Regions from separate parts of the Homo sapiens genome. Here all the other regions are linked to region 4. The links are chromatin loops, found by intact Hi-C in ENCODE. Cell type or tissue: dorsolateral prefrontal cortex. All regions are shown on one strand.

Evidence for each region. Hi-C counts contacts between places; a loop is a spot of excess contacts. Peaks named below come from ENCODE experiments on the same cell type or tissue, not always from the same donor. Only the 100,000 strongest peaks of a DNase experiment are listed, where the experiment ranks them.
Region 1: a loop joins it to region 4, with 2.9 times the contacts of the local background. A loop is called at or near these places in 4 of 110 quality-filtered maps.
Region 2: it touches region 4 in a loop (8-fold over the local background); 103 of 110 quality-filtered maps call a loop at or near these places.
Region 3: a loop joins it to region 4, with 5 times the contacts of the local background. A loop is called at or near these places in 34 of 110 quality-filtered maps.
Region 5: it touches region 4 in a loop (3-fold over the local background); 17 of 110 quality-filtered maps call a loop at or near these places.
Region 6: a loop joins it to region 4, with 4 times the contacts of the local background. A loop is called at or near these places in 34 of 110 quality-filtered maps.

What each region holds. Positions count from the first base shown.
Region 1 is chr10:121,192,005-121,197,004 of GRCh38, reverse strand. It overlaps LOC105378523 (a long non-coding RNA gene), which reads left to right. Exons shown (of 2, transcript XR_007062321.1): 2 at 3,395-3,646. Among named protein-coding and RNA genes, the nearest start is that of LINC01153, 16 kb to the right of the region's middle. In dorsolateral prefrontal cortex, no CTCF peak of the experiment used is centred here; no DNase peak of the experiment used is centred here.
Region 2 is chr10:120,940,440-120,945,439 of GRCh38, reverse strand. The region is part of intron 2 of LOC105378519 (a long non-coding RNA gene); the gene reads left to right. Among named protein-coding and RNA genes, the nearest start is that of WDR11, 92 kb to the right of the region's middle. RefSeq lists enhancers at 2,316-2,385, 2,290-2,584. In dorsolateral prefrontal cortex, CTCF peaks have their summits at 2,223 and 2,427 (motif pointing left); DNase peaks (open chromatin) are centred at 2,166 and 2,429; H3K4me3 peaks cover 845 bases; H3K27ac peaks cover 2,505 bases.
Region 3 is chr10:121,600,062-121,605,061 of GRCh38, reverse strand. No RefSeq gene overlaps it. Among named protein-coding and RNA genes, the nearest start is that of FGFR2, 4.1 kb to the right of the region's middle. In dorsolateral prefrontal cortex, no CTCF peak of the experiment used is centred here; no DNase peak of the experiment used is centred here; H3K27ac peaks cover 1,714 bases.
Region 4 is chr10:121,732,460-121,737,459 of GRCh38, reverse strand. No RefSeq gene overlaps it. Among named protein-coding and RNA genes, the nearest start is that of FGFR2, 140 kb to the right of the region's middle. RefSeq lists an enhancer at 4,159-4,751. In dorsolateral prefrontal cortex, CTCF peaks have their summits at 2,526 and 2,725 (motif pointing right); a DNase peak (open chromatin) is centred at 2,537; H3K4me3 peaks cover 780 bases; H3K27ac peaks cover 584 bases.
Region 5 is chr10:121,884,892-121,889,891 of GRCh38, reverse strand. The region is part of intron 7 of ATE1 (arginyltransferase 1); the gene reads left to right. Among named protein-coding and RNA genes, the nearest start is that of ATE1, 41 kb to the left of the region's middle. In dorsolateral prefrontal cortex, CTCF peaks have their summits at 2,506 and 2,710 (motif pointing right); a DNase peak (open chromatin) is centred at 2,701.
Region 6 is chr10:121,606,656-121,611,655 of GRCh38, reverse strand. No RefSeq gene overlaps it. Among named protein-coding and RNA genes, the nearest start is that of FGFR2, 11 kb to the right of the region's middle. RefSeq lists an enhancer at 1-1,108 and a silencer at 2,709-2,948. In dorsolateral prefrontal cortex, CTCF peaks have their summits at 2,637 and 2,849 (motif pointing right); DNase peaks (open chromatin) are centred at 1,535, 2,513 and 2,865; H3K4me3 peaks cover 1,101 bases; H3K27ac peaks cover 3,234 bases.

The DNA.
Region 1 (5,000 bases), 540 kb after region 4:
GTTGGGCTCATCATGAAGTGGTACAGACGTTTGTCTCCTGGGTCTGAAGGAGAAGATGTGGTTGTTTGCATCTGTGTCACACTAGAGTCTCCAGAGCACTGTGATATTCCTTTTTCTTTCTTGGCCTCATAATTCCTTGCAAGGCCAGAGCTGATGGACCCATCTTATAGATGAGCCTCAGAGGGTGAAAGCAACTCCTCCAAAGGCATGTGCTGGCCAGTGCCACGGCTGGGATTCCAAGGTTTCCAATTTTTTTTTTTTTTTTTTTTTTTTTTGAGACCGAGTCTCGCATTGTTGCCCAGGCTGGAGTGCAGTGGTGTGATCTTGGCTCCCTGCAACCTCTGCCTCCTGGGTTCAAGCAATTCTCCTGCCTCAGCCTCCCGAGTATCTGGGATTACAGGCGTGTGCCACCACGCCTGTCTAATTTTTGTATTTTTAGTAGACAGGGTTTTACCATATTGGTCAGGGTGGTCTCGAACTCCTGACCTCGTGATCCACCTGCCTCAGCCTCCCAAAGTACTAGGATTACAGGTGTGAACCACAGCACTCAGCCAGGTCTCCTAATTTTTAAGAGTGTTGAGGGAACCTAGAAAGATGGAGGAAGCTTGGGTGAACAGAGAAAAGGGAGGAATCCTAGAAGAGTGCCTAAGGTGGATATGAACTTGGGATAAATTGAATAATGAGAAATTTAAACAAAATAATAGATGCAGAATATGTAAAAGAAATTCTGAACTTACGTCAGATGATTGGGCTTTTAGTATTTCCAAGAATCTGGGCAAACTGCTGAAACCCTTTGCTTTTATCTTGACTCCCTCAACCCTGGCTAGTTCTATTGTCCTTCAGCCTTTATCTCCTGCAACATAGGCTGGACCAACTCTTGAAGTTAAATGGAAAATAGTCTTTTTATCCTGCAGCAACCAGTCTGCCAGATAGCATCTAGATAAGGCGCCCTGCACCTTTCACAGTACTTTGCACACAGCAAATGGTTTTTGGCAATAAAAACCTTCAATGTAGAAAGAACTTAGAAAAAAATCTTTTGAATTGTTATTTTTCCCCAGGGTCTTAAACGAAGAAAGGAAGTTTACTTAAAGGGGAACACTTTTCCATAGACTCTAGGAGCGAGTAATTTGGCTTGTAAAACCATATTCCAATGACAACCTGCCCCAAACGTCTTGAAAATCACTTTTGACTGGGGAAACTGGCTCCAGGAAGCCACTGTTGATATATTTAAATGACTCCGGCTGGATTACTCTGATGTATTGATCTAGGGGATGTGGCCAGGAGTCCAGGGACAATACCTGAAGTCAATCCAACACATTGTAAGAGTTTATTTTATTGCCACTTTGGTGAAAAGCCCTAAGCCCAAGCCGCTGCGTGGGAGCACATAGATGCCTGGGCCAGGAGTCCTACTCCTCCTCACGCACTCCCAGGTGCCTGCTGCTCCTGCACGCTTCCCTTTCCACGACCTGGTCATAGCTCAAGCTCGTAATCATTTCCGATAACATCCTTACAAGTTTCTGGGTCTTGGAGAGCCCAGTGAAAGCCCACAGATGTCTCCTTTCTGCTTCCCCCAGAAGGCCAGACAGGACCACATCTCCTCCGTGGGCTGGTCTTACCTTCTGCCAACAGCCATCTCTCCCCTGGCCTCCCTCAACTGCCTGGGCTCAGCCCCAAGGCAGGCCTGTGCATGCTGGCGAGGCTTCCTGCAGGCGGCTGAATCTGATGCCCAGGGTGGGCAGCCTCTGTCTACCTGCCTGGGGCAGACAGCATGCCTGAGCCCAGTCCCATCCTCGTGGGCCGAATGGATTCTTGGGGGCCAGGGCTTCTCTGCTCTGTGGAGCAGTGTCACCAGCCTCCCTAGCAGTGTGCTATCAGGAATGATGGGGAGTCCAAAGGGCAAAACTTGTCTTCTCAATACGCCAAAAACCTCCCAATCAAACAAACAAAAAGGCCAAAACCAAAAACCCAGCCCACTTGAGACAGACCACAGAGGTGTGATGAATGTGAGGTTCTGCTGCCCAGGAGCCAAGAATGCGGGGAGGGAGAGTAGAACCACAAGTGAGGCAGGTAACTGACAAAGACAAAAGTGGTCTTTGTGTAGCCCTGTGGAAGCCAAGCTGGGAAACTGTTCCCGAGGCAATGCCCAGAGCAGGAGCACTGCCCAGACCCATTTGTCCAAACCCTACATTCTAGACTAATCCTTAGCAAAGGAAAGAGGCCACTGGGGCCCAGGAGGATTTTTTTAGGCATGGTCCCTTAAAGAAGCATGGAAGCCCACAGTTTCATGTCTTCTGACATCTGGGCTCTAATTCCAAGTGCTCTGTTATGAAAAGCCCAGTGTCACGCAGGGAAAATGGAGGAAGCTACCTTTAAAAATGACTGTTGTGGCCGGGCATGGTGGCTCATGCCTGTAATCCCAGCACTTTGGATGGCCAAGGCAGGAGGATCGCTTGAGGCCAGGAGTTCAAGATCAGCCTGTACAATATAGCGAGACTTTGTCTCTACAAAAACATAAAAAAATTAGCCGGGCATGGTGGCATGTACCTGTAGCTTTAACAACTCAGGAGGCTGAGGTGCGAGGATCGCTTGAACCCAGGAGGTTGAGGCTGCAGTGAGTCATGATTGTGCTACTGCACTCTAGCCTGAGCAACAAAGTGAGACCTTGTCCCCCCCATGCCCCAACTCCCCGTAAAAAAAAAAAAAAAAGCCTGTTGCAGCCCTTAAAAGCCCCCATCAAAACACAATGGAGCATAGAATATTACACTCCAGCCTTGACTTGGCCAGGCAAGTAAATCACACAGCCATTCAAGTAAGACTCAGGTGACAATTCTGTGATTGAGTTTGGTTAGACCTATTTTTATTGATGTGAACTTGATTTACAGAGATGTAGTAAACATAAGATCTATCCTGTTCTCTCAACCATTCATCATTGAATTTGGTGGCTGAAAAGAAATTTTAAGAGGTTATGTTGTCCACAGTCTTTTAGTCTAGACAGAAATTATTACTTTTTGGAAAAACATTTATTGTAGCTCAACCATGTGCCAAGAATTGTGCTAGATGCTGAAATGTTTGCTTTTTTCTTAGGACTACATGGTCTATTGAGGAAGACAGACGCATATACAAATAATTACTATGTTTTAAAATAAATGCTGTCATAGATCCACGGCCAGTCCAAGCAGATACCTGTCTCCTTATTTTTCACATTTTCTGGCCAATGAGATTACTATTATCTTCTTAGGAAAGCATGCAATCACAGTAGTAGGCCCAGTGGGCTTCATGTATACTGGACTCATTCCTAGGTCTCCTGTTTATGGCTGATGGGTTACTGGGTTGAAGCAGACTCCTTGCAAGGCCAACACGTATTCCAGGTCTCTTGTGAATTTATTTGTTACAGTGGACCAGAGGAGAAGATATGGATGAACTCCTTGGACCCACCCTGTTCCCAGCTCATCTGGGAGAATGAAGCTAATTGGTAAATCCACTGTTTGATGCTTGTAATGAAGACTCAAGGAGTTCTGTCTCTACCAAGTTCCTTGCCCTTAATGACTCAAGAATTAATTTTATCTTTTCCTCTCAAAACCTTGAAAGAAATGCTTGAGTCCTTGTAACCTGTAAAATAAATGTTGTTACTGAAGGGAAAAGCAAATTCCCTGGTTGCATTGACTGCATGGAATATTATGGTAAGATTTGCTACAATGCATTTCTCTCCTCTTTCTGCCATTTTGAAAGCAGCCCAACGTGAAAACTTGCTGAGATGCTAACCAATGTCTCTACCCTTGGCTGCAACAAGAAGATCACTGGCCAGGCACAGCCCCCTCTAGGAGATGGATCTTAGGCAAAACCGTGAATGGTGCTATCACAAAGCACAGCCCATCCTGATTCCTGTCTGCCTCTTCATGGCCATTTGTTGACATCTCCATAGTTGTGCTGGATTGGACCTGGAGTGATTCATCACCCTTTCTCTTCCCAAATTACCAAAGGTATTTATGATATTGCAGTAGAAGGAGGGAGAAATCGCATTTAACATTCCACAGAAAATCTTTTTTTTTTTTCCTGAGACAGAGTCTCGCTCTGTCGCCCACGCTGGAGTGCAGTGGCGCCATCTTGGCTCACTGCAACCTCCACCTCCTGGGTTCAAGCGATTCTCCTGCCTCAGCCTCTCGAGCAGCTGAGATTACAGGTGCGCACCAACACGCCCAGCTAATTTTTGAATTTTTAGTAGAGACGGGGTTTCACCATGTTGGTCAGGCTGTTCTGAAACTCCTGACCTTGTGATGCACCCGCCTCAGCCTCCCAAAGTGTTGGGATTACAGGTGTGAGCCACCGAGCCCGGCCCAGAAAACCTTTTAAAAATAAAGTCCAGAGCTTTGGTTTGTTCACTGAATTCCCAGAGGGTGCATCTTCAGTCATCTCCTAGTTAATCACGAACAATTCTAGATTGTACAGGTTACTAGTGAGGTCTTCAGATCCCTAATTTCCATTGAACCTCTTGGTTATCACTAAGGAGCTCCTCTTGGCCATCCCTTTCAGTGACCTGGTTATAACTCAAGCTTGTAATCATTTCCAAAGACATCCCTTACAGGCATGTTTTCCCCTAGAAACAATTTTGTCAGGGCTTTATTTGATTGTTTCCCTAACAAAAATCCTAAATGTTATTTCTGAAGAGAGTATGATATTATTGTGATTTCCCTGTGGCAATCTGAGAAGCCTGCCTTAATTGACACCAGCAAAATACTTGGCACAAGGGATTTGCAGCTTCAACTAGGAGCAAATGAAAGGCTCATCTCTGTTGTAAAAATTTCATTTTTGGTGAACGGTCCAATTCATAGGCAGAGCCAGAAGCTAGAATTCCAGGGGAATGGTTCCATCTTGGGTTTTAATTGATTGTCCTCTTTTTTTCTGCCTAAAAACGATTGATTCCCTGACCTCATGATCCACCTGCCGTCTCTACTAAAAATACAAAAATTAGCTGGGTGTGGTGGTGCGTGCCTGTAATCCCA
Region 2 (5,000 bases), 790 kb after region 4:
TAAAGGCCAAGAAGGAGCTAGGAGAGGGGATGTGGTGTTGAGGGCCGGGAGATGGCAGCCATTTTGGAAAAGGTGCCCCTGAGGAGGTGAAATTGAATTGAAACTTGAGGAGGGAGAGAATCTGTGGGGAAGAGCTGACTTCCTGTTGGCTGCAGGGGACAGGAAACTGAGAGTGCCAAGGGAGGGGATGTTCTGTGGATATCTGTTGACTGCATGAATAAAACAAAATGTTTCCAAGCTGTGCTTCTCACACTTTAGTGTTGTGTTAGAATCCTTGGGAAGGAGGGTCTTGTTAAAACATAGATGTCCAGCTCCACTGATTCAGAAGGGCTGGTGCAGGGCCCAGAGAGCTGCATTTTAACAGCCCCCGCCTCCAGGCAGCCCTCCCAGTCCCTCCTGGAGCCCCATCTCCAGGCAGGCGCTCAGCCCTGGATTGCAGCCCTGTCTGTCTGTCAGGCCTACCTGAGGTTTCAGAAAGGCCTCACAGTCAGGCTCCCAGGGGCCCAAAGCCAGTGTGGCTTCAGTGGGACCAACCTGACAGCTCCTTATAACTCTAAGGCCTCCACCTCCCACTGGCCAGCAAGGAGCCCTGGTGGGCAGGGGTGGGGCCTGCTCTGTCTCATCAGGCTATGCCCTATCTAGGGCAAGGGGTCCCTGGGGCTGGGGATGGGCTTCCCCTGGATCCTGTACCCTGCCTTTTAGAGTCACGGATACCTGGAACCCTGAGCCAACCTCCAGGTTTGTGTGGGCCTCTCTCCCTGGGTCCATCATTCTTCTGTGGGTGATGGCTCAGCTGGAACTGGGTGGGGGCGTGGATATGTGGGGCTAGTGGGTATACACACCTGTACACACACACACACGTGTGTGCACTAAAAAGCCAAGTGGGGTGAGGCGTGAAGGGGGTAGGCTGCAGCCTGGCTCTCTGTGCTGCCTTTTTTCGAAAGTCAACTCCTCAGAATTCTAAATTCAAACCTTGCCTTCATGATGATGAAGATGTATTTACCAAGGTAGAAAAATTATGGGTTTTATCTTCTAACAACTGATTGGATTGGTAACCTTTTTTTTTTTTGAGACGGAGCCTTACTCTGTCACCCAAGCTGGAGTGCAATGGCGTGACCTTGGCTCACTGCAACCTCCACCTCCTGGGTTCAAGCGATTCTCCTGCCTCGGCCTCCCAAGTAGCAGGGATTACAGGTGCACGGCGCCGTGCACGGCGCCATGCCCGGCTAATTTTTTTTGTATTTTACTAGAGACGGGGTTTCACTGTGTTGCCCAGGCTGGTCTCGAACTCCTGAACTCAGGCAGTCCACCCGCCTCGGCCTCCCAAAGTGCTAGGATTACAGGCATGAGCCACTATGCCCGGCCCCGGATTGATAACTTTTTAATAATTGACACATGGTATGGGAACTTCGCTTTTATTCTCATCTTGGGCCCCCAGAATGTTAGGATGATTGGAGAGAGTTGCAGGGAAGGTACCAGAACCAAGGAATTTTCCCCGTGGATGAGAAGTATGATTCCAAGAACGGAGACTGTGAATTCCCAGTGTTGCCTGCCACCTATCTCTTCATCTTCACCACCCAGGCTTAACCTCCAGGCCAGAGATTGTCCAGGTCTGGTTGGGCAAACCACCCTCAGCGTCTGTTTAGCACGTGGATTCCAGGACCGCACCCAAACCTGATGAATGGGGTCCCTGGAGGTGGGGCTTGGGAGGCAGAATTTTCTGCCCCCTCCTGGTGACTTAGAGGCACCAGGAAATGTGAAATCCACGGTGGGGGAGAGGTGTGGGCCCTTCATTCTGATGGATCCACACTTGGAAACGAGGAGGGGGTTCTGAGCTTGAAGACCAGCTGGAGAGGTGCAGTCTGGGATTTATCTGCTGTCTCTGAATAGATGTTTGGGGACTCCAGGGTCACACATTTAAACGGAACTCCCTTTTCCAGCTCCATGTAGAGGGGGCTCTAAATGCAAGGGGCCCTACTTGGGAAACCTCTCATGTCCTTCCCACATCCATGAGTCCCTGGGGTTCCTCCTGCCCCCCAGCACCATGGAAGAAAGCTACCCTCATGTCCACTCGCCAATTCTCGTCTAGGAGGGAATGTAAAACTCAGCTTGGGACGGAGCGGAAAGGCCCATGCGTGTTCCTGAACTTACCACCAGCAGGAGGCCGCGGGCTTTTCCTCCCCTCTCTGGGCTGCAGTTTTCCTGGATGTAGAGGGGCTTTCAAGATGATACAAGTATCCAACTTTTAAGAAATACATTTCAGTGTAAGGCATCACTTCACTTTTCTTAGTCATTGGAGAGCAAAGGGATGAGGAAATGTCTTTCTTCTTTGGCTAATGGTTTCGGAGTGCTGAGCGACAGTTGAGAGAACTCATTTCAGCAGTGGGAGAAGCCGCCTGCCGGGACGCCATTTCCTGATCTCTGCTGCCCTCTGCTGCCCGGTGCCGGCTGAGACATGCCGATGCGACGCACAGGCCACAGCATCACAGAGCCGCGTCCTAAGACGCTGTTTACCAACAAGGAATCCGAGGCTCAGAATGGGCAGTGACTTCCTCCAGGCCACACAGCAGGTCACCAGAGCTCCTGCCTCCCTAGCAAGTCGGGGCAGAGTCCTCTGGCTCACGGAGTCTCCAAGCGTGGTCGCCAGACCAGCAGCATCAACCTCACCTGAGAATTTGTCTTTTGGGGTCCCACCTCAGACCTCCCGAATAATAAACTATGTGGGTGAGGAGCGCTCAGCATCCTAGTAAACTCTCCAAGTAACCTGAGAACCTTTGCTATCTCTTTGGAAATAGAAATCCAGAAGAGAAACAGACTTTCTTATCATATTGTCCATCTTTAAAACTGAAATAAGACATGGAAAAATGCAGGAGTCTGACTATTCGTTTTCATTTTCATGTTTAAAAAGGTCAGTGCTGTGTGAACATTCAGATGTCCACAGCTCACAGGTATCTTTTTTTTTTCTTTTTTCTTTTATTTATTTATTTATTTATTTATTTGAGATGGAGTCTCGCTCTGTCGCCCAGGCTGGAGTGCAGTGGCGCAATCTCGACTCACCGCAAGCTCTGCCTCCCGGGTTCACGCCATTCTCCTGCCTCAGCCTCCCGAGTAGCTGGGGCTACAGGCGCCGCCACCATGCCCGGCTAATTTTTTTGTATTTTTGGTAGAGACAGGGTTTCACCATGTTAGCCAGGATGGTCTCGATCTCCTGACCTCGTGATCCGCCCTCCTCGGCTTGCCAAAGTGCTGGGATTACAGGCGTGAGCCACCGCGCCCTGCCGCTCACAGGTATCTTAATCGGAACTTTGCAGCGGAGACTTCTCAGGAACAAATACTTAGAAAGTCTCCGTGGTCAGGTGATGTCTATGGAACTCCAGTGAGTGGTAACATGCCTCTGCTCTCGAGTAGGATTTCTGCATTTCGGGGACGCACATCTGATGGCAGACACAATCAAGGGCAGGGATTTCAACTTCGGAGACAATCCTGTTTTGCATTCATTCATTCATTTGTTCATTTAGCAACTGTTGATCGAGCATTAACTATGAATTATAAAGACTACGCTAGCAATTAGGGTAGATGATCCCTTGTTGAAATTACAGCCCGGGGAAGACAGCAGGCCAGAAATTGCACATAAAATGGATTAGCTCAAATTAATTAGTCACAATCATTAATGAGTGAAGGCTATGAAGAAGACATTCTGGGTGCTCCCATAGGCAGGAGGGCGCAGGGAGACGGAGGATTATGAAATGGTGATGACTCATCTTATGAAGGAGGCAGTCCCAGGTGCTATGGGACAGAGAAGGATGCCTCAAGCTTCACCTTCTCAGGTGTGTGGTGCAGATGGAGCTTAGAGGAAACACTTCACAGAGGCTGGGGATTTGTGGGCAGAGTCTTTTTACAATGAGAATTAAGCAAAATTTTTATTTTTTATTGCGGAATAATTGCTATTGTTACCATTTTTGAAAAATTGATTCAGTCTGGGCACTGTGACTCATACCTGTAATCCCAACACTTTGAGAGCTGAGGCGGGAGAATTGCTTGAGGCCAGGAGTTTGAGACTGGCCCGGGCAATATTGCAAGACCTCTGTCTCTACAAATAAATAAATACAATAAAAATAAAAATGTATTTAAAATCTGGAAAATATAGATAATACAGAGAAGGTGAACATTTGAAACCATCTATAATCCCACCATGTATACTTAACCACTGACAAGAGTTTGTGGAAGAGTCTTCTGGATTTTTTAATATTAATCCTTGTACTCTTGTATTATATTGGATTATACTATGCTATGTTATATATGCCATCATACTATTTTGTAGTTTGCTTTTTAAATTACAATGTAGCAGGGGCATTCTTACATGTTTATCGAGCACCTCCTCTGTGTGAGGCGTACAGAGTGTTCAGTGCTGGATGTACTCTGTCAACAAAGCCCATCAGGATGCTGTCCTTACAGATTTACTGGGTGTAATAAATGGAAAAGGGAAAACAGAAAGAACAAGGTACAGTGAGGAATAATAGCAGCAACCCCATTTGAACAGAAGGGTTAAGGGAAGCCTCTCTGAGAAATGAAGGATGTAGAGAAGTTACCCCGAGTGCCAGGAAGGGGAAGCCGACTGATGCAGGGACAGCATATCCAAAGTCCAGAGATGGGGCAGAGCTAGGCTTATCCCGAGGCGCTGATAGAAGGTGGGTGTGGCGGGAGGGAGGCACTGTTTGACAAGGGTGTGACAAGCTCAGGGCCCAGGCTGAGGCCGGTGTCCTCCTGTGGGACCCCCCAGGTAGACAAGCGCCTGGTTACAGAGCACGCAGGGCCTTGATGGTGCACAGCTTGGGGAGGGAATTCACATGCTCATCTCATTACAATGGAAATGCCTTATGGGGCTTTAAGCTGCCCGATGGCATGATTCAGGCTTTTAGTTCTCACCCAATACCAGGTGCAAATGATTTGGAAAGGAGCAAAGAGGGACACCTAGAGGCCTGTTAGGAGGCTTTGAGGAA
Region 3 (5,000 bases), 130 kb after region 4:
TAACAGTTTCAGAGGCAATGAATGCTACTTGAAATATCTCCATTCTGGCCGGGCGCGGTGCCTCATGCCTGTAATCCCAGCACTTTGGGAGGCCAAGGTGGTTGGATCACCAGAGGCCAGGAGTTCAAGACCAGCCTGGCCAACATGGTGAAACCCTGTCTCTACTAAAAATACAAAAATTAGCCACGTGTGGTGGCGGGAACCTGTAGTCGCAGCTACTTGGGAGGCTGAGGCAGGAGAATCGCTTGAACCTGGAAGGTGGAGGTTGCAGTCAGCTGAGATTGCGCCACTGCACTCCAGCCTGGGCAACACCTGGGCAAAAGAATGAGACTCTGTCTCAAAAAAAAAAAAAAAGAAAGAAAGAAAGAAAGATGTGGAATCCCCTAGAAAGAGCCAATTGCCTGGCATTGGATGGGTGAGACTCACCTGCCATGGTGGACTTGTACTAGTGGCCATTGTAACCCCAGCTGAGTCAGGAACACAGACTTTTCTGGGTTTTGCTGCCATTAACCAGAGGGGTGACTTTGAGCCCATCATCCCTCTGTGTGCCCTGCTTTCTTCCCCTGTAAAATCCAGGGGTCATACTTGATGCGCTGTCATAGGTTTGACATGCACTTCTTCACCTTTAGGCCTGGTCTCCTTCGGAAGAACAACCTGTGCCGTTCAAGTCACTCAGAAATTCAAGAAATGGTTAGAGCAGGGCAGCCTTTATTCAGATGTCCCTAGTGGTTTTCAAGAAGCTCTTTCCTTGGGAACAGAGGTGTCTTTGCTATCTCTTAGCTATTTAATAGGGTCAAAGAGGATTCAATGAACTGGGATGTGACAAGCACTTAGACATTTTTATTTGTATGGTCCTCATGGTATTGAGAAACTCTTTGGCACATGGGAAGGTTACGTGTTTTCTATGATTATTCTTAGCCATATACAGTGGTTTGTTCACCCTTATATGTGGTTCTCCTAGTAGGAAAAGTGTCTTCTGCCTGGCACTGTCCTTGCCTCCCCCTGGACCGCTGCTGGGGAGCAGTGGGCACTGATGGGCATTGTGACGCCTCCTGTTTGGATGTTTTTTCCTACGCTTACACACTATGAGAAAGTTTAATTTCTAAATTAGGCACAGTAAAGTATTAATAATAGGCCAGGCACGGCGGCTCATGCCTGTAATCCCAGCACTTTGGGAGGCTGAGGCGGGTGGATCAGTCAAGGTCAGGAGTTTGAGACCAGCCTGGCCAACATGGTGAAACCCCGTCTCTGCTAAAAATACAAAAATTAGCCGGGCGTGGTGGCAGGCACCTGTAATCCCAGGTACTTGGGGGGCTGAGACAGGAAAATCTCTTGAACCCGGGAGGTGGAGGTTGCAGTGAGCCGAGATGGCGCCACTGCACTTCAGCCTGGGTGACAGGGCGAGACTCTGTCTCAAAAAAAAAAAAAAAAGTATTAATAATAATAAACTAATTAAAAAAGGACAGTTATAATAAAAGTTATATGAATATGGTCTCTCAATTAAAATATCTTATTGTACTATGCTCACCTATTTTCAGACTGCAGCTGAACTCAGGTAACTGAGGGTAACTGAAACCATGGCAAAGGAAACTGCATATCAGGGTGGACTACTGTGTATGGATAGTAATCCTCAAGAGACTTGCTCGTGTGTCAAAGTTTCTCCAAACCATGAGGACCACCTGAATAAAAATGTCTAAGCGAGGCTGGGCATGGTGGCTCACGCCTGTAATCTCAGTGCTTTGGGAGGCTAAGGAGGGAGGATCACTTGAGGCCAGGAGTTTGAGACCAGCCTGGGCAACATAATGAGACCCCTGTCTCTACAAAAAATACAAAAATTAGCTGGGCATGGTGGTGCATGCCTATAGTCCCAGCTACTCAGGAGGCTGAGGTGGGAAGCTTGCGTGAGCTCAGGAGTTGGAGGCTGCAGTGAGCTGTGATTGTGCCACTGCCCTCCAGTCTGGGTGACAGAGAAAGATCCTGTCTCAAAAAACCGAACCAAACCAAAACAAAAACAATTAAGTGCCGGGTGCGGTGGCTCACGCCTGTAATCCCAGCACTTTGGGAGGCAGGTGGATCACTTGGTGAAATGCCATCTCTACTAAAAATATAAAAAAATTAGCCGGGCGTGGTGGCAGGCGCTTGTAGTCCCAGCTACTTGGGAGGCTGAGGCAGGAGAATCACTTGAACCCAGGAGGCAGAGGTTGTAGTGAGCCAAGATCACGCTACTGCACTCTGGATGACAGAGCAAGACTCCATCTCAAAAAAAACCAAAAAACAAAAACAAAAACAAAGGCAAAAACAAAACAACCAAAAAAACCCGAACAAATAAAAAAACAAAAACAAAGAAAAACTAAGTGCTTGTCACGTCCTAACTCATTTCATCCTCTTAGTGATCCTATTAAAGATCTAGGAGAGGCCGGGTGCGGTGGCTCACGCCTGTAATCCCAGCACTTTGGGAGGCCGAGGCGGGTGGATCACGAGGTCAGCAGTTCAAGACCAGCTTGGCCAAGATGGTGAAACCCCATCTCTACTAAAAATACAAAAAATTAGCTGGGCGCGGTGGCAGGCACCTGTAGTCCCAGCTACTCAGGAGGCTGAGGAAGGAGAATCATTTGAACCCTGAGGGTGGAGGCTGCAGTGAGCCGAGATCGTGCCACTGCATTCCAGCCTGGGTGACAGAGTGAAACTCTGTCTCAAAAAAAAAAAAGAAAAAAAAAATCCAGGAAATAAGAACCATTATTTTCCCCATTTTACAGCTGAGAAAATGGAAAACTCAGATAACTCAAGCAACTGGCCTGAGGTAACACAGCGTTTGTTTGTTTGTTTGTTTGTTTTTTTTGAGACGGAGTTTCTCTCTTGTTACCCAGGCGGGAGTGCAATGGCACGATCTCGGCTCACCGCAACCTCTGCCTCCTAGGTTCAAGTGATTCTCCCGGCTCAGCCTCCTGAGTAGCTGAGATTACAGGCATGTACGACCATGCCCAGCTAATTTTGTATTTTTAGTAGAGACGGGGTTTCTCCATGTTGGTCAGGCTGGTCTTGAACTCCTGACCTCAGGTGATCCACTTGCCTCGGCCTCCCAAAGTGCTGGGATTACAGGTGTGAGCCACCATGCCAGGCCTTTTTTTGTTGTTTTTTGAGAGGGAATCTTGCTCTGTCACCCAGGCTGGAGTGCAGTGGGGCGATCTCAGCTCACTGCAACCTCAGCCTCCTGGGTTCAAGCGATTCACATGCCTTAGCTTCCAGAGTATGTGGGATTACAGGCATGCGCCACCACAAGCGGCCAATTTTTGTGTTTTTAGTGGAGACGGCATTTCACCATGTTGGTCAGCCTGGTCTCGACTTCCTGCCTTCAAGTGATCCGCCTGCCTCGGCCTCCCAAAGTGCTGGAATTACAGGCGTGAGCCACTGCGCCCGGCCACAGGTCACAAAGCTATTGAGTAAAGAAAGCTGCATCCAGCCTCTCACCTTAAGAAAGCCATTCCCCTTTGCCTCAAAGTGAGGCTATACTTCCAGAAGGACTTTGTCTCCGGGGAAGCCTTGGCTTTGGAATTCAGGCCCAGTTCTAAGTTTAAAATCATTGATGCTGTTCAGTAGTGGGATCAATGATTTTGCTTCACTTAAATGCCACAAGCTCCCTGAAGATGGGCTGGAGCTGTCACAGCATCCAGCCCCTCCCCTTACCCAGAAGTAAATACTCTTATCATAGTCCTCCGACTATTCTATATCCTTCCATTTGAGTGCTTCTTTTATGCCGAGGGCACTATTGAGATGTAGCTTAGAGAATGAAATTCCTGGTGTTGCAGGGAGCTCAGATCCACCCGGGAAGGTTCATGAGCACTTCATGTCAGCAGCCTTTATTTCATCTAACGTTTCCATAGAGTGAAGGAACAGCCACCCATTACAAAACAAATTATTAAAAGAAAAATTCCAAATCTTCAAAGGAGAGAGGCCCATGGTAGTGAGCGCTCCCACCCCCTTCTCCTTTCTCTTCCCATCACCAACGGGCTAGCAGCACAATTTGTTTCTTGAAACTTTTGGGGGCATCGGAGTTCTGGTGTCCTCATTTTTCTTCCTTCCCATTGATGTATCATTACTAGAGTGAAAAAAGAAGGGCGTCTCGAGGGCTTTTGAAAAAAAAAAAGGGTGACTACTCAAGACATTTTGTAAAGGGGGGAAAATTGCGAAGAAAAGAGACCTCAGTAGGGGGTGGAGGAACTGTGAATGTGTCCTTGTCTGGCGGTTCTTTCAGCTGAAACCTGGTGCTGGCGTTCGCAGTTCAGTTCAAACTGTCACCTTTAGTTCTTACTGGCTTTTCTGCCCTTGCCCCAGAACCTCAACAGATTGGGGCTTATTTACCTATTCACACTCCGCCGTGGAAGCTCATTAATAGGCTTTATTAGCAACACCATTCATGGGAGGCCATTGACGAAAGGGGTTCCAGCCACTTGAAGAGGGAAGAGAAAAGAAAAAACTGTAAAGAGATTATTTTCTCATTCAGAAGCCTCAGTGGTGTGAAGGTTTTCCTGGATGGTCTGAGGTCACTTGAAGACTAAATATGGGGACATAATTGATTTTTTAAAAATAATTCTAAACATACTTCCCCCCCCTCCTCAAAACTGAAGAGTTTCCTGTTGTGGTCTTGTGGGTTTCAGTCCCTTATATATGAGCCCTCTTTAGGGAATAAGGAGCTTTTGATAGATTGGTGTCTTTTCATTTCTATAAAAAATACATTCTGCAAACTGTGCCTGGACATGAAAGTAGGTGTTCTTATTTGTCATTTTCAGCGGAAAGCTTCCTTTCCATTCAACATGCATAAAGCTATTGATGAATGGGGGATAGGGACAGCGGCTTCCTGCACCATTAATTTATGTGAGAATGTGTTAACAGCATTTTCAATGGCTGATGGATGCGGTGTAGGATGGGAAAGGAACTGTCCTGAGACACTCGAGTTTCCCATTGGTGGGGAATATAAAGATGTAAGTGGCAACCTGCGAGCA
Region 4 (5,000 bases):
GGCAATTTTGATTACTAGGGTTTTTTCCCAGCCTACTTCTAACCCAAGCTGCGTGTCAATGTCTCAATCCATAGATCATATGGAATTTCAGTGGAGGCATTTCATTTAGATATGGGGAGGTTGGTCTGGACTTGCTTCACCAAAAATTGGTTGCTGATCCCCTTGGGCAGAGCTTGTGGGGGTGGGAGATTGGAAGGGGCCCCTGCTGACGGGCAGTGGCCATGGGAGTTCTGTGCAAGAATGAAGGGCAGCGCCTGCAGAAAGTACGAATGACTACTTCCAGTCTTCCTGGTTTCTGCCTGTTCTTGAGCCACGTTGCAATTCTATTTGTTATTTTACTAACAAAGCCAGGAAAATAATCAGTGTGTGGCCAGCAGTATGCAATTAATGCTTCTGCATCTACAGCAGCTGGTGATTATGCTTGAAGTATTTAATATTTCTGATAAAGTCACTAATTATTCTGTTGGGAAAGTTTGGAACTAAAGGAGCGAAGTTTAAAGGGAAAATCTGGAGACTAGTTTGGCCTTATTCTAATGAGTGTTATTCATTTCTCTTACCCATTTATTGCCTTTGTAAAGATACGGAAACTGTTATATGTCAGCATTATCGGTGTGTGATGAATTGTAGACCTCACTTATCTGTAGGCTGCTTATCTGGCCACTTCACCATCTGGAACATAGAAAAGGCAGAAAGGAAGGAAACACAATCACCGCTTAGCAGCTAGAATGGGCTGGAATTCATGCACCAAATCTCCTGCCTTATTCCTGGGAGCGCCATTAGGGCTATGTGGTATAGGAGAAAGAGCATGGGGCTTTGTGGAGATGTTTCTCTGAAGAAATTTTTGGCACCAAAGTAAAAGGAAAAAGTGAACTGGAAACAACGTGCTAATGGAAGGTTGCACATTTTACCCTGACCAGCTCTCCCTGTGCATGGCCGACAGCATTCCACCCGTGCCCTGTGGACAACCGTGGGTAGGGAGCGCTGACATCAGACCGGGAGCAACCTTCTGGCCACATTCCCCCAGCAAGCACCCGCATCCTTTTATTCACCTACTTAGTAAGTTAAAAGAAAAAGAAAAAATGTTTTGGAGAATCTGGACTTGGAAGGCAAACCAGACTAAGTTCAAGTCCTAGGAGCGCTATGAAGTGTGTGACGTTAGTGCCAGAAGGAAGTTCAGCAAACTTCAGCTTCCTCATCAGGAGTGGTGAACTGGGCAACCTGCTGCCCAGCTGATAGGAGTTGATGAGATTTGCAGGTGTAGACAGCTCAGCACGCAGCCTCGCTGCTGTTCTTCAGCCCGTTATATCTTGATCAAAGCAGGTATCAACCAAAAAAGAAAGGTCACAAGATTCAAGTTTTAACAAACATTACAGAAAAAAGGTGGAGTAAACTCTACTTAGCTAAGGTTATCTAAACAACAGGGTAGTTTCAGGCCAGTCGGAGAGTTGACTTTGGTAATGACAATGTTGAATTGTCCAGGAAATGGTTAAAATACATTTCCTATACTCTATTATAAGCAAATGTATAATGCAATGGAAATATTTCATAGTTAAAGCAATCAAAAGGTTCTCTTACAGGATAAATTACAGTTATCTGCAAAATTCACGATATCGGAACAGGCCTTCAAGACCGTGGAATTGAATCCATTTTAAATACCTGCTCACAAAGAAGACCCTAATGTCAGAAGGCTAAAAAGATGCTAATGGCTGCTGCTCTCTAATCGAATGTGGATAAACAATTATTCATAGGAACCCATTATTCATATTCATGAACAATTATTCATATTCACGGGAGCCTCACTCCAGTGGGGCCACCATTCAAGTTTTCCTTGGTATAATGGAGAAATAAAACGGGCTTGAGACCTGGGTACAATTATGCACATTTTTGTTTGTTTTGTTTGAGACAAAACTAAACGGGCTATCTGGAAAACCAGCAACATTTCACGGGCTCCGCTGATTGTCTCGCTCAGCACGCTGCCGCACGCAGTTACAGTTTAACTGATAATGACTAGACTGTTTTCATCTTGCCCCCAACTGCTCCGGCTTTTCTGCCTCCTTCTGCATCATTCTTCTGCATACAGGCGAATTCTGGAGGAGGCATCGCATCTTAAAATTGGCTTTTCACAGAGCCGCACAGGTTAGAGGAAGAGCAGCCTCAAATCAGGACATCGAAAGCACATTTTTTGGACTGGAAAAGTGGTGACGTTGGGTCCCGTGGGATGCTGCCTCAGTGGGAGCGAGAGTGGGCTGGAAGACAGTATTTGGAAATAGATCTGCAGCATTTTCCAAAAACAGGTGTTTATATAGTTAAACGTTGTTTTCTGAAGCCTCGTTAAAAGTGAATTCTGTTGTGTCCGTGGCTGTGTATCCAGCCCCTGGGTCTTCAAGCCTGGGCACGGGGAAGCCAGGGGGATGTTTTCCTGACACTGTCAGAATTGCTCTGCTCCCCATCCTGTTCCAACAGCTGCTCCGAGAGCCCCGATGGAAGCAGTTAGAATCTCAGCGGCGACTCTGCTGTCCACCTGGGCAGAGCCACTGGCTCGGATCTAGTGGAGGAGACACTGGCTGTGGCCCAACCTTGACCGAGAGAGAGCTGGCGCGGGAGGGGAGCGAGCCCTCTGCACTTCTCCCTTATTTTTAAGGGTGTTGCGTGCTCAGTTGACCCTTGGGTACAAAGTGGAGAGAAACTGGTCCCCTTTGCTCTTTCTGCCCTTTCAGTGACTTTTCCCCAAAAGCCACCAGGGGGCAGAAGAAGCCGCTTTGCTTTTTTTTTTTTTTTTTTAAACTTCTTAGCATTGGTCCATTGGGCCAATGTTTTTGATAGAAAACATTTTGACATAATTATATTTATAGCAAATAAATGTATGAATTCTATTTCCCATTTCCCACATCTTTGATTTTTTTCCAGATTTGGGTTGCCTTTGAATGAATTCTTCTGTAGCTAACTAAGGCAATTGTGAGGGGAGGTCTTCATTGAAGCAGGAATTTCTGCCAATGCATGATCTAGTTATGGGATCCCGTGTCTGATGCATCCCAGTCTCCCACGTTATTCTCTATCTTTCCAGACTTACTGGGCTGGGGCAGCCCTGGTTGTGTTTTATTTGGATTATTGCAGCAGGCTTTCAACCAGCGGCCATCCCAATCCTGTTATGCAGACGCCACCAGGCTCACCTGCCCAATGCAGCAGCCAGCAGATCTGTCTCTCCCCGGCCTAACCTCAGCCAGCTCCTCAGCCTGCCCATTGAAAGCTAAACTAGCCCACCTGGCAAGCCCAGACTTTCCTGCCAACCTTTCCCCTATATCCTCCTTCTATACACTGCTGTCTCAGGTCTTTCTTTCCTATTTCTTGATCTTCGCCAGGTCTGTTTCCTCCCCAGTCATGCTCCCTCCCCTTTAAGTGTGACCTAACCTTCTGGGTCCCTATCAGATGTCACCTCCTAACTAGCACCTTGTGTATAATATCAGGATCCCTGCCGGGCACGGTGGCTCACATCTGTCATCCCAGCACTTTGGGAGGCTGAGGTGGGTGGATCACCTGAGGTCGGGAGTTCGAGACCAGCCTGACCAGCATGGAGAAACCCTGTCTCTACTAAAAATACAAAATTAGCTGGGCGTGGTGGCAGGTGCCTGTAATCCCAGCTACTCAGAAGGCTGAGGCAGGAGAAACACTTGAACCTGGGAGGTGGAGGTTGTGGTGAGCCGAGATTGCGCCATTGCACTCCAGCCTGGGCAACAAGAGTGAAACTCTGTCTAATATATATATATATATATATATAATTTCCTACCATTGCATTTCTTTCATAAGGTTCTAGAAAACCAACCACGCAACTGGGGTCATAGGAATGGTGTGTGTTGGTCTCAGTTAAGGGAGCCAAAGAAAGGCCGGACTCGTTGGAGAAACCTGCTAGAGAAAACACCATGTGTTGTGTGGAGGCTGAATCCCAGCAACCGGGACCTCAGGCAGGGCCTGCTCCTGGAGCTGCTCGGGACTCCCTGGAAATATCTAGGAAGCTTTCCCAAGGAGCGAGTCCTAACTAGACCATATCAAGCTTTGCAGGCTCCGAACGCATTAAGAACAACAGAAACACTCGTGCAGAAGAGTGGTAAACGTGAGGTATAGAAGTGAGTTTTCCTTTGTAACCCTAGGAAAATACCAGTCTGTCTGCTTTTGAATGTGCAGCTACTAAAGATAATCTCTAAGAAATGCACCCTTTGTTCTGCCTGCTCTTTTGTTTCCTTGAAACAGACAGGTGGAAGTGAGAGGAATAGGTGCTTGGGGAGTGTTCCCAGAGGTGAAGGTGGTGCTTGCGTGGATGTCTGTGCCTAGGCAGGCACCTTCGCGGTCACCTGCTGCCAAATGAGCAGCAAGAGACAGGAGCAAATAAAGGAGCTCGTGCACAGCGGGGGGTTGACGTGCCTCCCAGCAGGAGAAGCACATGTGAGGGGAATTGTCTTGGGACACTTGGCTGTTGGTAGAACAGCTGCTTTGCATAATGAATTCCTGGCCTAATGGGTATGTAGATCCCAGCACTTGAGGCAGGACTGTTTTTGGTTTAGTGCTCACACACCAGAAAATAGAATGCGCCAATATGAATTGAAAATTCTTAAAAGGGATCAGTGTAATCCCTATTTAATTTGGACTTTTCCTCGTAAATTCATTTCGCAAATGGTAGGACATTCTACTAACCGACACAAAGGCGTTTTTCTACATGCTGAACACACTTCACCCTGGGAATAGTCCACTTGCCCCTAATTGAGATCCTAAAGGAGGGAAAAGCCTTGCAAATAAATCTCTGCAAGTGCAGAAAAGAGCTCTCGATGCCATCCAAGTGGCATGTGGAATAAAAGTTCCCTTCCCTTCAGGGTTTCACATGGCCACAGATCCTTGAAAATGTTCAGGAGGGTGAAGTGAGGCTGAACATCATTAGGAAGATATCACTGCTATTTTGCTTTACTCACTCTTAATTTCTGTTAACTCTTCCTAAATTTTATGAGACTGAT
Region 5 (5,000 bases), 150 kb before region 4:
GTAGAAATTCTATAACATCACAGTCCATATTCAGATGTTCCAAGTGTACCAAAAATACCTTTACTTTTTTTTTTTTTAAGAGACAAGGTCTTGGTCGGTCACCCAGGCTGGAGTACAGTAGCATGGTCATAGTTCACTGCAGCCTTAAACTTCTGGGCTGAAGTGATCCTTCTGCCTCAGTCTCCCTTCTGAGTAGCTAGGACTACAGGAGTGGACCACCATGCCAGGCTAATTTTTAATTTTTTTCCTTTTGTAGAGGTAGAGTCTTGCTATATTGCTCAGGCTGGTCTTGAACTCCTGGCCTCAAGCAATTTTTCTGCCTCGGCCTCTCAAAGTGTTGGGATTACAGGCATGAGCTATTGTGCCTGGCCCCAAAATAGAAAATAGCTTTTATAGATGAATGAAAATAGGATCCAGTCACGGTTCACACATTTTACATGAACTGTATTGTGTTTATGTTATGTTTATGACTGTTCTGTTTCTGTAATCTTTTTTGATTTTTTCATTTAATGACTTTGACATTTAACCCAATTATCTTTAGAATGTTCCGTATCACAGTTCGGTTTTTGTTGTTATCTAGTAATCAGATTCTTAAGTGTTCTTAAAAGTTTAATGTTTTTAGGTGTAGGTTATGTGTACTTAAAAAAAGTTTTTTATTGAAGTATAACGTATATACAGAAAAGTATGCATAAGTGTTCAGATAGATGAAATTTCACAAATTGAACTCACTGTTAGATTAAGAAATTGCTACTCGGGAAGCTAAAGCGGGAAAATCGCTTAAACCCAGGACGCAGAGGTTGCCGTGAGCTGAGATGGTGCCACTGAACTCCAGACTGGATGCAGAATGAGACTCTGTCTCAAAAAAATAAATAAATAAATAAGTTGATTACTACTAACTCCTCAGAAGCCCCTGCTTGTTCTTTTCCATCACTACCGGTATTTTCTTGACTTGTAAAACTACAGATTAGTTGTGCCTGTTTTATACTTAATGTAAGTAGAATCCTACTCTTTTGAGTGTGGTTTCATTTGCCCAACATTATGGTAGTGTGAGTTATCTATTTTATTTTGCCTGTTGTAGTAGACTGTTAACTCTCATCGCTGTATAGTGTTTTATGTATGACTATCCAGAATTTATCCCTTTCTACTGTTGGTGGGAATTTTAGTAGTTCCTGGTATGAGGCTACCGTGAAAAGTGCTGCATATGTACATCCTTATACATACCTTTTGGTAAACATACGGACACATTTCTATTTGATGTGTGCCCAATAGAAATGCTGTGTCGTAGGGTGTGCAGGTGTTCAGCTTTTTTCATATTGTCAGTTTCCTCTAGGGCTTGTGCCAGTCTTACTCTTTTACTGTATCATATCAAGCAGCATGTAATGTCGGTTGTCCTTCATTTGTGATGGGGACATTTAAGTCTGTTGTCACTTGGTTTGCTCACTTGGTTGAATAACAGCCATCAGCTCTCTTTATTATTATTATTATTCATTTATTTTTTGAGATGGAGTCTTGCTCTGTCGCCCAGGCTGGAGTGCAGTCGCGTGATTTCGGCTCACTGCAAGCTCTGCCTCCCAGGTTCATGCCATTCTCCTGTCTCAGCCTCCCGAGTAGCTCGGACTCCAGGCGCCTGCCACCACGCCCGGCTAATTTTTTGTATTTTTAGAAGAGACAGGGTTTCACTGTGTTAGCCAGGATGGTCTCGATCTCCTGACCTTGGGATCCGCCCACCTTGGCCTCCCAAAGTGCTGGGATTACAGGCGTGAGCCACTGCGCCCAGCCTCTTTATTATTCTTATATTTTTTTCTTTGTAATTAGATCTTCTCATTTTAAAGGCATGTTATACCCTTATTATGATAATATTTCTGAGGTAGGAGGAATAACCTCTTTCCCAATAACCTGTTGTCCATTTGTTTTAGCATCTTTGATGATCCTTGCCTGAAGTAGTTATTATGGAGAGGTGGGAGAGGTAGCAAAATGGTGATTTGTCTAATTGTATTATTGTTTCTACACTTATTAGCTGAAATTCTTTCTCTCTGTAAAGAAGAGATTTCTCTCTGTATTCACAACTCCCTACCTCTCACCATCTTTTTTCCTTCTGATAGCATTGTAGGCTCATGGCCTTATATGAAGTGCTATAATCCATTGCCATCTGTTTTATTTTTTATTTTTCTTCTTATCGTTTTTTGAGACAGAGTCCTGCTCTGTTGCCCAGGCTGGAGTGCAAGTGGCGTGATCATAGCTCACTGTAACCTCAAACTCTTGGACTCAAGCAGTCTTCCCACCTCAGCCTCCTAAGTAGCTAGGAGTACAGGTGCACATCACTACATCCAGCTAATTTTTAAATTTTTTTTTGTAGGGGGGCGTCTTGCTGTGTTGTCCAGGCTGGTCACCTGGCATCACCTGATCCTCCTGCCTCAACCTGCTAAAGTACTGGCATTATAGGTGTGAGCCATTGTGCCCAGCCTGTAATGTTTTTTAAATTAGTTCAGGGAACTTCCTATGAGAGATGGAAATAGGAGGCGATATCTACTTCTGAGGGATGCTTATTTTGAGGATAGTTATCTTATATTCAGGTGTATGTATATTCACTTGTTTAGACAATGAGTGTGGAAAGGAAAGGTCGTGATGAGTCCATTCTGACCCCATGGAGACTTGAAAGGAGACGGTGGAAGCTGCGCCACTGTCTCACTCCGCCACCAGGTGGTGGTGTAGATCGAGAACCCTTTGCTCTTTCATCTTGGCTCAGCTTGCTCTCTGCAAGTTGTGTGTTCACAGCCCAAGAAGTATGAATAAAGGCTTCTTTTTCTATCATTTATTGTAATTTTCATTGAGGCATTAAAAGGATAATTACAAGTGATTCTTTGCTTGTTAAAGGTTTTAAATATTTTCTGGACTTTAATCTCGAGAAGTTTTCATCTTTATTTTTTTTCCTCTTAATGGCTTACATTTTTGTATATGAAAGTAGTAACTTATATTTAGAAAATTATTCAGTGTATTAGAGAATTGACATTCTCCAATTAGGCAAAGACCAGACAATCATATATAGGCACACACAGTAAGTTCTCACTTAATGTCATTAATAGTTCTTGGAAACTGTGGTCATAGGTGAAATGACATACAAGGAAACCAGTTTTACCCTAGGCTAATTGATATAAACAAGAGTTAAGTTCCTACAGCATATTTCTGGTCACAAAACATCACCAGACTTCTAAATAAAAACCAAAGCACTTCTAATATTAAACATTGAAATAAATGTGAGCTATACATACATTTAAGAAAGATTAATAAAAATAAGTAAGATATTATTAACCCAGTGATTTCAGTTCAGGTGGCGGGGAGCTGTAGCCTATTCTGGAAGCTTAGGGCGCAGGTTGGACACTCACCCTGGACAGGAGTCTGTTCCACCACAGGGCATATTCACGCACACACCCACACTCACACTGGGACCATGTATACACAGCAGTGAACCTAACGTGCACACGTGTGAGATGTGGGAGGAAACTGGAAGACCCAGAGCAAGCCCACACAGATGTGGGGGGAATTGCAAGCTCCACACAGACAGTAGCCCTGGCCAGGAGGTGGGTTTTTTTTTTTTTTAAATCATCAATGTATTTTTGGTTTTTGTTTTTTATTTTTTGTAGAAGCAGGATCTTGCTATGTTGCCCAAGCTGGTCTCATACTCATTGAAGTTATAACAAAATGATGTTGAGCAAAGCAGTGCCACCTGAGAACCTGCTGGTGCTACAGGTTGAGTATCACTTATGTGAAAATCTGAAATCCAAAAATGCTCCAAGATTAGAAACTTATTGAGTGCCAACATGACAATCAAGGGAAATGCCCATTGGAGCTTTCAGATTTCAGATTTTTGGATTAGGGATACTTAACCTGTATTTTATAAATATTTAACTCTGGCATATAATTAACAGAATGATAGTAAGATCCGAACATTTTGAAACTTTTTAATATTTATTTAATATTTATTTATTTATTTAGAGACAGTCTTTCCCTCTGTTGCCAAGGCTAAAGCTCAGTGGCACAATCTCGATTCACTGCAACAACCACCTCCCAGGTTCAAGCGATTCTCGTGCTTCAGCCTCCCAAGTAGCTAGGACTACAGGCGCATGACTCCAAGCCCGGCTAATTTTTGTATTTTTAGTAGGGACAGGGTTTCACCATGTTGGCCAACCTGGTCAGGAACTCTGGACTCAAGTGATCCGCCTGCCTGCCTGCCTTGGCCCTCCAAAATGCTGGGATTCCAGGTGTGAGCCCCTGCACCCAGCCACATTTTGAAATGCTTTAGGCATGTTTTTTTTTTTTTTTTTTTGAGACGGAGTCTTGCTGTCACCCAGGCTGGAGTGCAATGGCGCGATCTTGGCTCACTGCAAGCTCCACCTCCCAGGTTTATGCTATTCTCCTGTCTCAGCCTCCCGAGTAGCTGGGACTACAAGCGCCCACCACCATGCCTGGCTAATTTTTTGTGTTTTTTAGTAGAGATGGAGTTTCACCGTGTTAGCCAGGATGGTCTCGATCTCCTGACCTCGTGATCTGTCTGCCTCGGCCTCCCAAAGTGCTGGGATTACAAGTGTGAGCCACCGCGCCCGGCCTCTTTTTTTTTTTTTTTTTTTTTTTTTGAGACGGAGTCTCGCTCTGTTGCCCAGGCTGGAATGTAATGGCATGATCTTGGCTCACGGCAACCTCCACCTCCCAGGTTCAAGCAATTCTTGTGCCTCAGTCTCCCGAGTAACTGGGATTACAGGCACGTGCCACCACACCTGGCTGATTTTTGTATTTTTAGTAGAGACAGGATTTCACCATGTTGGCCAGGCTGGTCTTAAACTCTGGATCTCAGGTGATCCACCTGCCTTGGCCTCCCAAAGTGCTGGGATTACAGGCATGAGCCACTGTGCCTGGCCTAAAGCACATTTTTTAAAGCCAGGCTAACTTACTTGAATAAAGTAGAGAGCTTAGGCAATTATTTGTATAATTCAATTAAGGAAGCC
Region 6 (5,000 bases), 130 kb after region 4:
GAAGGCCGATGTCGTATCATTCCCTGGTGACACGGTTTCTGGGCTCTGGAAAATGGATGGCGGCTCTGTCTGGCTCTGTCTAGCTCCAGGCAGCCCTGTTTGGCGGCGTAAATGACGCTCCACATGTAGCAAGACTCCGTCCAGGGAAGTGACCACAGCTGCACATGTCATATACACTTGACATCCCAACAGTGTTATACATCACTCCCAATAGTGCAGACTAAACACCAGGGGTTATTACTTCATTCAGGAGGAAACGCAGACTTAGAACAGATGATTACAGTTATCACCAAATATTCAATAGCTCTGTCAATACATAAATTGATCACTATGAAACAGGCCCAAGCTGCCACAACAGTGGCTCTGGAAACCAACCCCAAGGAAAACATGACAGAATTTCTGGTCAGGCGCGCCTCCCAATACTAAAAGGGGTTTTTGGGCATAGACAGGCGGGAAGGAGAAGGGTGTTAGTTCTCAATGATTTCCTGGAAGAATGATTGTTTCCCTTGGACTTGCCCGGACTAGTCAACCTGTGGGTGTGGCTTCTAGCCAGCACAGCATTGCCATATGCAATACAGCATACTTGGTTACATCTGGATTTCAAATACACAATGACTATCTTCATAGATGTATGTCCCATGCACTATTTGTTCATGCGATAGTGGGGACCTATTTATACTAAAAACAATTATTTGTTTTTCATCTGAAATTCAAGTTTAACTGGGTGTCCTGTACTTTTATCGGCTCAATTCGGCAGTGCTCTGAAGTCATGTCTTATCTGATTCAGAGGAGATGAGGGTAACCATTATCTTAATGCTTGCTTGAAGCACACAGAGGAGTTTTACAAAGAAAACAAATGGATCCTTTCCTCGTATACAGAGGATTTCTTTAAATAGAAATTTAAAGCAAAAGATAACTCAGTTGGATAAGGTGAAGAATTTGCTGACCGTCATGAGTCAACACTGGAATGAATTTCTACGTGATGCTAAGAAGAACTTTAGAAGAATGTGAGCAAGTCCCCTGCCCTGGACAGCCTAAGCTGCTACTGAAATCAATACCATTATGGGTGAATTTTGAAGATGATTACCGCTAATATTCACAGCCTACAAATAAGGCCACAGAAGCTCATAAAAGCCGAGTAACCTACCCCAGGTCACACAGCAAAGAGAAGTAGCAAGTAATAAGGTCAGGGGTAGGATAGGGTTAGACAGAGCTGCAGAGGGAGGTCTGGATGCCTCTGGTCTGGAAATACTAGTACCAGCTGACAAGTATTGATCATTCACCATGCACTCAGCACTTCACCTGAAGTATTCCATTCAATCTGCGCAGATTGTGTGAAGCGGGTATTAGCATGACTTCATTTTACAGATGAGAACGTGGTGAGGAGGGGCAGATGTAAGGCCCAGAGCAGGCAGCTGGACTCCAGGTCCCATGATCTCAGCCACTATAGGACAGCAGAGGGTGCAGCCTGCTGTCCACAGGCCCACTAGAAAAGGAGTCAACATCTGAAAACTGGGACAATTGTCATCTGGATGGGACAGCCAACTTCTCTGGGAAGATCAGGAGAATCAGCCCCTTTAGCCTCTGTTTCCATTCATCAGCTGAAGTCACTACCCCATCACCGTCACGGGGACGCTGGCAGCATAAGCGATAGCACAGGCTCCAGGGTCAGCCCTCCCTCCCGACTGTGTAACCTTGGATGAGCTCTCAGTGTTTCCATAGCACGATTTATAAAATGGGGGTCACAGTAGTGCTACCTCACAGGGTGCTTGTGATTGAAGTGTGATCACCCATTAAAGGCCATAATCCCAGTTGCATGGAACATGGTATGCACCCAATAAACGTCAGCCTCCAAGCACCCACTCTGTGCTAAGAGGGCCGTTGCCATGGTTCCTGAAAATGTGGAACCTTCAAAGCTTCCACTGGCCTGATGAAAGGGCAGGACAGGGGTCCCCACCTCTGGGCAGGGTGACTGGCAGGGGAGAGACCAGAGGCGGAGGCTGCCCCAAATCTGGCAGGTACCTCTCCAGGGCAGCTGTGGTGAGACTAGGAAGGAAGCAGGTGTGGTGGCTTTCAAGAGAGGACAGCTCCAAGGGGTGCAGTAGCGCAGGCCTGTAATCCCAGCACTTTAGGAAACTGAGGCGGGTGCATCACGAGGTCAGGACTTCGAGGCCAGCCTGGCCAAGATGGTGAAACCCCCGTTTCTACTAAAAATACAAAAATTAGCCAAGCATGGTGGCACATGCCTATAATCCCAGCTACTCTGGAGGCTGAGGCAGGAGAATCGCTTGAACCCGGGAGGTAGAGGTTAAAAAAAAGAGAGAGAGAGAGAGGACAGCCCACAGCTAGGACTGCCGGGCCTTGGTGGGAGAGGAGCGCCAGAGAACACCAGGGCCAGAAGGCCCAACAGGGGGCCGGAGGTAGGAGCTGGTTTCCCGGCGAGGGTGCAAAGGTGGTTCTCCGCCTTGTTGATCCACAGGCTGGAAACGTGGGGCCGCCTCCCGGGGGCGAATCCACGCAGCGAATGGAGAATTAGCCTGAGGTAGCCGCACGCCAGGCCCAGGCAGAGGCCGCTGCAGCACCACGTCCCTGCAAGGTCCCGCGCCCCAGCCGTCGGGGTAACAGACATTTCGTCCAGCTGTGCTTGGGCAAGCACCTGGGCTCCTGATTCGCCTCGACCTGGGTCGCTCATCATCTGCACAGCCGAAACGACTTCAGGGCTGGGCTCGGCGCTGGCGGGGCTGCCCCTCCTCCCTGCCCGGCCGCCCTCTACCTTGATGCCAGCCCCGTCACCCACGCCCCGGGCGGCGCTCGCCCCCGCTTTGCGCGCGCGGTGCTCGCGGCCACACGGGGGCGCTGGCGCCCGATGCGCTCCTCCCTGCGCAGAACCCGGAGAACAAAGGGCGCCCCGGGACCTCGGCCTCCCTCACCTGGAGCCACCTGCTTCCCGGGCGCTGCCCCAGCGCCAGGCCAGCATCCGGCCTCCGCGAAGGAGTTAATTTTTGCTCAGCGCTGCTCTTAGAAATCTGTTAAAGAAATCGCTCCCCACTTGATGGTCTTTCTCCCCAGCTTGGGGACACAATACGAGAGCTCTGGGACTCTAAAAGGGTTACTAGGTTTGTGGTTTTACGATGTGTGGGGCTCTGTATTCTCCACTCCCTCCCCGAGTTTACCAGGATCCTGGCAGCATCATTTTTCTCCCCTTTGGTTTATGAAAGTGAACTTCTTCTTTTTTTTTTTTTTTTTTGAGACAGTCTCACTCTGTCAGCCAGGCTGGAGTGCAGTGGCGCAATCTCAGCACACTGCAACCTCCGTCTCCCGGGCTCAAGCAGTTCTGCCTCAGCCTCCCGAGTAACTGGGATTACAGACGTGTGCCACGACGCCCGGCTAATTCTTGTATTTAAGTAGAGCCGGGGTGTCACCATGTTGGCCAGGCTGGTCTCGAACTCCTGACCTCAGGTAATCCGCCCGCCTTGGCTTCTCAAAGTGCTGGGATTACAGGCGTGAGCCACCGTGCCTGGCGAAAGTGAACTTCTTTTCACATTTGGAAGAAGTAGACACACCCTCGGGAAAGAGTGTAGCAAAGGCAGAAATCAAGAGAAAAGAGAAAGAAACGCATCGTGGAAATGAGGTAATTGCAGGGAAAGGTAACTTCCTCACACAGCTCAATCAGCTTTGTCCTAAACTGGCTTCTATTCCCCACCTTCTAAAGAGACCGTGCTCACTGTGTACACAAACCTATGTACATGTGCCTCTTTGCACTTATGCTTTAATTAGGAAATGCTGGAGGAGGCTGAGTTGCAGTCATCAATCAACAAGCATCTATTAAGAGCCTGTAAGGTATAAACACAGCCCCATAAACTGCTCCCACTAGCCAGGTAGTGCCAGGTCCTGGGAATCTAGAGATGGGAGATGCAGCCCCGGCCTTTCTGAGTATTAGCATTTAGTGGTCCCCAATTAACCCCTTTCCACCAAAATTGTTGTCCAAGGTCAGTTTCTGCTAGGCTTTCTTCCATGGACAGGCTATCTTGGTTCAGTAAAGCCTTTCCTCCCTCTGGGCTTGAGGCTGAAAGCACACAGTTGTGAATCTCTGAGGATTTGAGGGAGCAGGAATCCTCGAAGGGAGGAATTTAGGGCCCATAGAAACTCCCACTGAGACCAGGAGCTGCTTCCAGGGGGCCCCAGGATCAGAAGGTGATGGTGCAGACTAAAATCTTTTTTTTTTTTTTTTGAGACGGAGTCTTGTTCTGTGTCCCAGGCTGGAGTGCAGTGTCGCGATCTTGGCTCACTGCAGCCCCCACCTCCTCAGTTCAAGCGATTCTTCCGCCTCAGCCTCCCGAGTAGCTGGGATTACAGGCACATGCCACCATGCACAGCTAATTTTTGTATTTTTTAGTAGAGACCGGGTTTCACCATGTTGGCCAGGCTGATCTCAGACTCCTGACTTCAAGTGATCCGCCCTCCTCAGCCTCCCAGAGTGCTGGGATTACAGGCGTGTGCCACCATGCCCGGCTAAAATCGTTTTCATTGTCAACAGTAAGACCTGTCCCGTGTATCTCCTGCACCGTTCTCCATCTAAGGAGTAGAATTCTTGTCCCTACCTCCACCCTGGTAAGGCAAGATGCCCATTTAGGGCATGGGGAGCAGTCCAGGGGTGATGAGCGGGGGGACCTGGAGAGGGAGAGCAAGAGCAGTTCCTGGGGACTCCTCTGACTAAGGAGGTCTTCTTGGAGGAGGAAGCGGAAAGCAGGGTGTGCTCTCTAGCACAGCCCAATACATCGTCTGCCACGTTGAAAATACCCTATAATACTGCACTCTCCAATGTAGTGGCCTGGCCCCATGTGACTGTTGAGCACTTGAATTGTGGCTGGTGCTACTGAGGAGCTGAAGTCTTATTTAATTTTAATTGATTTAACTTTAAATAATCATGTTGGCTGGTGGTTAACGTTATCAGACAGCATAGCTTCAGGCAGCGATAAGGGTGTGGGTGGGGTGGGAGC